Linked DNA regions of Homo sapiens: region 1 is linked to region 2. A link is an interaction called in ENCODE POLR2A ChIA-PET data of the cell type or tissue named here. Cell type or tissue: A673. All regions are shown on one strand. Links, peaks and the distances in the headings refer to the core of each region. The heading gives the core; the rest is flanking DNA.

What was found. ChIA-PET counts read pairs that join two places held together with the same protein. Peaks named below come from ENCODE experiments on the same cell type or tissue, not always from the same donor. Only the 100,000 strongest peaks of a DNase experiment are listed, where the experiment ranks them.
Region 1: POLR2A ChIA-PET joins it to region 2 with 5 read pairs; 2 of 35 experiments call an interaction of 5 or more read pairs at or near these places.

The regions. Positions count from the first base shown.
Region 1 is chr10:74,669,121-74,672,045 of GRCh38, forward strand. ADK (adenosine kinase) reads left to right here. Exons shown (of 11, transcript NM_006721.4): 10 at 1,063-1,149. Among named protein-coding and RNA genes, the nearest start is that of ADK-AS1, 140 kb to the left of the region's middle. In A673, for the core only: no CTCF peak of the experiment used is centred there; no DNase peak of the experiment used is centred there.
Region 2 is chr10:74,254,708-74,257,632 of GRCh38, forward strand. The region is part of intron 3 of ADK (adenosine kinase); the gene reads left to right. LOC124902456 (a long non-coding RNA gene) reads left to right here. Exons shown (of 2, transcript XR_007062198.1): 2 at 1-170. Among named protein-coding and RNA genes, the nearest start is that of ADK, 100 kb to the left of the region's middle. In A673, for the core only: no CTCF peak of the experiment used is centred there; DNase peaks (open chromatin) are centred at 1,504 and 1,934; H3K27ac peaks cover 1,049 bases.

The sequences.
Region 1 (2,925 bases), core at 334-2,833, 410 kb after region 2:
CATTAACATATTTATGTCTCTTGTTGAAAGTATCCATTAAGAGCAGGTAGCAAAAGCTAGACAGAATATGCTTTTGAAGATTCTCTATGCTCTTTATTAATACCTTTCTTAAGTTTCTCAAGATCTCCTTTTGCCTCCCTCTTGATCTTAAACGAGACTGAAGTTTAAGAGTCTTTAGCCACTCTGTCCCCATAGGGATGCAAATTTATGATTTCAGAAGTTCCAGCCCCCAATAAGAAGCACTGTCCAATCGTTTGCAGATGTATCTTGTAAGCCAGATTTCATGACAGATAAGTCCATTCCACTGTCATGTGCCATGTTTAAAGTACTAAATTAGGTTACTCTGTAGTCAAAACAAGTAAGCCCTGGTCCAGACTACTCTAGGGCAAAATCCCGTTGCACTGTCCCTTTTGTTCTGCCCATGCATTCAGTTGTAGCTTTCCCTTTTGCCAGTTGACAGATAGTGACTTCTTTGCAAAACATAACCAGATTAGGTTATTTTTAGTAAACCAACTAAAATAAAAAATTCTTGACATTGGGAAGAAGTATTTTAACAGAATAATAGTAATGTTTTTATTGTGCCATTGTGATTTTCTATAAAGAAACACCCAATATTCATTATTTATATTTTTTTAAATTTACAACTCTTTAACTGTATCCAACATTTCACTGCCAGGAATATAGTCAGGCTCGAAGCTTTTTTAGAAACCCATGATCCAATCCATACCAACACTTCCTTTAGTTTATGGCTTCTGTTCATTTGCACTGTCCAGAAAGGTACTGCTACCATTTGTAGTCACTCCAAAAAAAAGTGTGAACTACCTAGGTATAACTCTCATAAGACGTATACAGCAGCATCTGTATGCTGAAAGTTACCAAAAAAGTATTACTTGCAGATGATTTTGCACCTTAGTTCCCAAGTGCCCCTGTACAGAATATGGAGCTTATGTCCTGTCTCTCTTTGAATGATGAGTGATGAAGGAGCTTCAGATGTTACTGGGTGAGCTTGTATTGAGTGTTACAAAGAGAAGTCATTCTGCCTTTCTTTGGCTCTAATTGCAGAAAGTGAAGTCACTGCTTTTGCTGTCTTGGATCAAGACCAGAAAGAAATTATTGATACCAATGGAGCTGGAGATGCATTTGTTGGAGGTACAGACTAATTTATTTCATTCTTACTTACAAGTAAAACATTTTAACCCTTGTTTCTACCATATAACCAAGATTTATTCATTTAGTAACTTCTAATTTCTTCTTTTAAATAATTAACTTCTGAAGTTCTTTCCATATACTTCTATCATTGTCAGTATTAGAGGGTTTTACCAGAGGAAAAATATGTGTTTGGAAAAGATAATTTGCTACTATGCTGTACCCCAGTCATTTTCACAAGATTAATTGTATCTGTCAGAAAATTGCATAAACAAACTGCATCAAGTACAGTATATAGTATATTCATAGCCCTTCAGGCTTAAATGTTAACACATTTTTGTTCTTTAAAACAAGTTGTGATGAATATTAAACAGTATGCTAATAACTAAGGATGATGTCTTTTGATGATAATCCTTTGGTTAAAACATCTGTTTCAAACACAATAGTGGTTGTTTGTTATACTAAAAAGGGTTAAATTTTTGCCTATTTTTGGCTCAATAAGAACTGGCAAATTTTATGTGAACTAATGATTTTGGTAATGAATACTCAAAAATAAAATCAAAACAATAGAAGACTTGGCTTGATGACTTAGATTGATCTAAAATCTGATTCAAAAATTCTTTTGATAAGTCTAAATTCCTTCTAGTTAAGTGTAGTTAATTAAGCTAGTTTATAGTCTCTAGAAAGCTTTCGCTTCCTCACAGATACCCCAAAGGGGTCTTTCCTGGTCTCTGTTTCTTTCTCTTAACATCAAGCCAGACCAGGTTAATTTAAAAAAAAAAAAAAAAAAGCAAGCAAGTGGAGCTGATGATTGTCCCTTTTTCTCTGGAGGATAATTTGAATCATGGGAAACTTATTTAAGTTTGTGTGATGGTTTTAACTTAATATTTTATTTTAATAGTCTTTTGCCAACATAAATTTTTATTTTTCTTTCTCTAAAACTATTCATGCCCAGTCTTTTTTTTTTTTCTCCCAGGCTGGTGTGCAGTGGTGCAATCTCAGCTCACTGCAACCTCCACCTCCCGGGTTCAAATGATTCTCCTGCCTCAGCCTCCCAAGCAGCTGGGACCACAGGTGCATGCCTCCACACCTGGCTGATTTTTGTACTTTTAGTGGCGACGGGGTTTCGCCATGTTGGGCAGGCTGGTCATGCCCAGTCTTAAATGAACTATTAACCATTAGGATGCCCCATGCCCTTGTTCTTTGGAAAGAGTCTGTACCACAGACAACATTCTACTTCACTGTTATGATTGTGTTTTTTATTTCCTTGCTCGGAAAGTCTTCATTATTGATAATATTAGAGTACTTAGCAGCCAATTTTCCTATTTTTTACTTTTTAGAGCTATAGATGTATGTAGGCTAAAATATTTTATTCTGAATTTAACCATATTCTGTAATACATTAAGAAAACCCTAGTGATTTCTTGGTTAGAAATTGGTCAAACCAGGAATCTTAGTCTAGAAACTTTTAAACTTATACACTGTATGTACATTACTTAAGTACTTTAAAATCTTTAAAACATGAAGTATTCTATTTCTTTGACATTCAGTGGGACACATAATGAGGCCATCATAGATTTGATGGTGACCTAAATAGCCACTACCTCTGGCCTTGGGTTACTTGGCTTCCTGGCCCGGCAACAACAGATTCTGTTACAGACACCTAACTATCTGTAATGCTACCGATACTAGGTGAGAACATGTAGACTTTTTGAGGGAGGGAGAGGCCATTCTTAGGATACTGAGGTAGGAACAGCTAGCTACCATTTGTATTGTGGTT
Region 2 (2,925 bases), core at 174-2,673:
GAGCTCTGTGTTTAAAAGGAATCTCCTTCTTTTTTTGTGTGTTTTTCCTTTTGTACCAATGGGGAACCTAAATCTGTTTTAGTTGCACAGACACAATGGACAAATAGTCATTTTGTATTTGCCAAGTGTGATACCTTCCTTTGTTTATTTGCTATTAAACTGTTGAGAGTTTTATGGCTAGTGGATAATCATTGTTCAAACTTTTTAATAACTACAGTGAATTGTGTTAATATAAAATTATGCTGTACAGTATTTTCTTGTTATGTTGATGGTCAAAGTGAACATCAGATATTAAAAATTTAGATGAGTAAAATATTAAACAGCCTATTTTTGTCATGTAACAAAAGACCATGAGATCCATGGAGGAAAAAAGGACAGCTTTATTTTTCTATAGAAAACAATAGTAGGTTGGGGATATGCAGCCTGTGGTGTAAAATGAAAATGAGGTCCTAGTTGGGGGTTGGAGAGTTAGAAATTATAAAGGCAAAAATTGTAGGACAGGGGAGGTGGGGTCAAGGAAGTAAGGAATAAAGTCTTGATTAGATGACCTTTAATCCCCAAATCACCAGTGTGTCTTAGTTGGTTGTTTCCAGGTGGTTGGTCAGTTGGCACCAGGTGGTCTTTTGGTGATCATTTGGGGAATTTCCAAATGATCACCAAAAGGAACTGTTCTTTGACTTGGTGGCAGAAAAACAGGTTTTGCAACACTTTTAAGGACACAGGGTATAATTGCTCCCTTACCCTGTCATTGCCTCTTGGTTCTGCTTTTACCTTTGAGCCACAAGGAGTCTATCTTGTCAATTAACTGGGGGCATAATTTGACAGTCCAATATGTATAATGATGACAACAGCTCCACTAACATGAATGCCATTCTTAGAATTTCTCATAGATCCTGGCATTTGGTACATCTGAGTTGAATAAATAAAAGTCTGGGGAATGAATGAAAGAAAAATTAGTTCAATGTCCTATAACTTTAAGTTAATTTATTAGAATTGCCACCAACAAAATTAGCTCTAGCATTTAGATACTAAAAGGAATTTGTTAAGCAAACTTACTTTTGCAGTTATCTCTCCATGGACAGTCAGAACAGGTATTCTTCATTTCTAAAACATACTGCTGTTCTTTAAGACCATTCTTTGGCACTGTGGAACTTTAGTCATTTTCTAGACATTTGTTAGCCACTAAATGTCTCATACCAGGGACTCATATTTGTAAATAATAGTGTCTGCCTTTGAGAAGCTCATAACTGGGTAGTCAACGAACAGTCACAGTGCAGATCTGGAATCAGTGTTGAGGGAGTACAAAATCCTTTGGGTGTTGTAATCAGAGTCAAGAAAAGCTTCACAGTGGCGATAGGCTTAAGCTTAGTTGAAGGAAGAGGAAGCTTTCAAGTGGAGGTGGCAGAGAAAGCATTCTGACATGTGAAAAGGCAGGAAAGCCTGCGTGCAGCATATTTATTAGTTTTGTCTCCCTTGGAGCATTTTGTAAATTTTATTGAGTATTCAGAGTTGACAGAAAGGCAGTCAGGGATCATTTCATGGAGCGCCATGCTGAGAAGATTAGAGGATTTTAAGCAAGTGATGTGGTCAAATTTGCAGTTTTGAAAGAGTACTTAACATTATCCTGGTTATATGTTTAGCAGATTTGGCAAGAACTGATTGTTATGATTTGATAGTCATTTAATACAAAAAGGAACCTGGAATGCTCTTCGTCTTTAGTGAACATTATGTAACCTATCTTCATGGCCTTCTTAGTGAGGTAAACATTTTTTTTTTGAAATTGTAAAGATTTAAACTTTTTGAAGGGTAAACTTTCTCAGATAATTATGCTTAGTTGTGAGCAGAAGTAAAATAATGTTTTTACAGGCCAGAGCATTTAATTACCAGTGCAAGACTGTCCAGACTACTCTTTCCATTTACCATGATAACTGGTAAAATGTGAGATGGTGATTGCTCCATCATCTTGGGTACTGAGATGAAAAGATGTGGGGTGGAGTCCTCAAATGACTTATGATGAACAGCTAGTGTAAGCAAGAAAATGACCTTATTGTTTTAAGCCACTGATATTTTGCAGTTCTTACCTGATAAATGGTACATGAACCTAACGTGTTTTTATTGATGCAACCATATATCAAAACAGTATTTTTGAAGGAATCATTGTAGAAGTACAGACATTTATAGAAAATTTTTTACCTCTCTGATTTAGAGAAATTTTTGAAAGCACAATAACTTAGGTAACATAGTAACATAAAAGTTCTCATAATATGTGTAAACCAAAATGAGTTACTGCAACTAAGAGTCATTTTGAAAGAGACTAAAATTGACTTATCTTTAATTTGTTAAATAAAAGTGTGATATTAAATCCATTACAAAAATGGGTAAAAATTGAAGACAACTGCAATTTTATAGGTTACTGAACTTTATATTTTACATGATATTACAGTCATCCTTCAGTATACATGGGCGGGTGGTTCCAGGACCCAAGTCTACAAATATGTTAAGTCCCACAGTGGGTGCTGTGAAACCTACATAAAGGAAAAGTTGGCTCTCTGTATGCGCAAGTTTCGTATCCTGTGAATTCTGTATTTTCAATCCACATTTGGTTGAAAAATTTCAGCCTGTAGGTGGACTTGCGCAGTTCAAACCCACTTCATTCAAGGGTCAACTGTATTTTATAGTCAGTATTTGCATAATAAGGAAATCTAAATGGTACTTTGATATTCAAAGTTTCATAATAATCTATATGTATGTTTTAAAGTGAGTGTGGTGATATTAATACTTAAATGAAAAATATGAGTTAATAAAGCAATTTATAATTTTATATCAATTGAGCATATTGTTTTTGAAATTTAATTTAGAATAATCATCTATACATAATCTATAGATACTTTAGTCTTTCTATATGACATTCTTATGGTGGTTTAT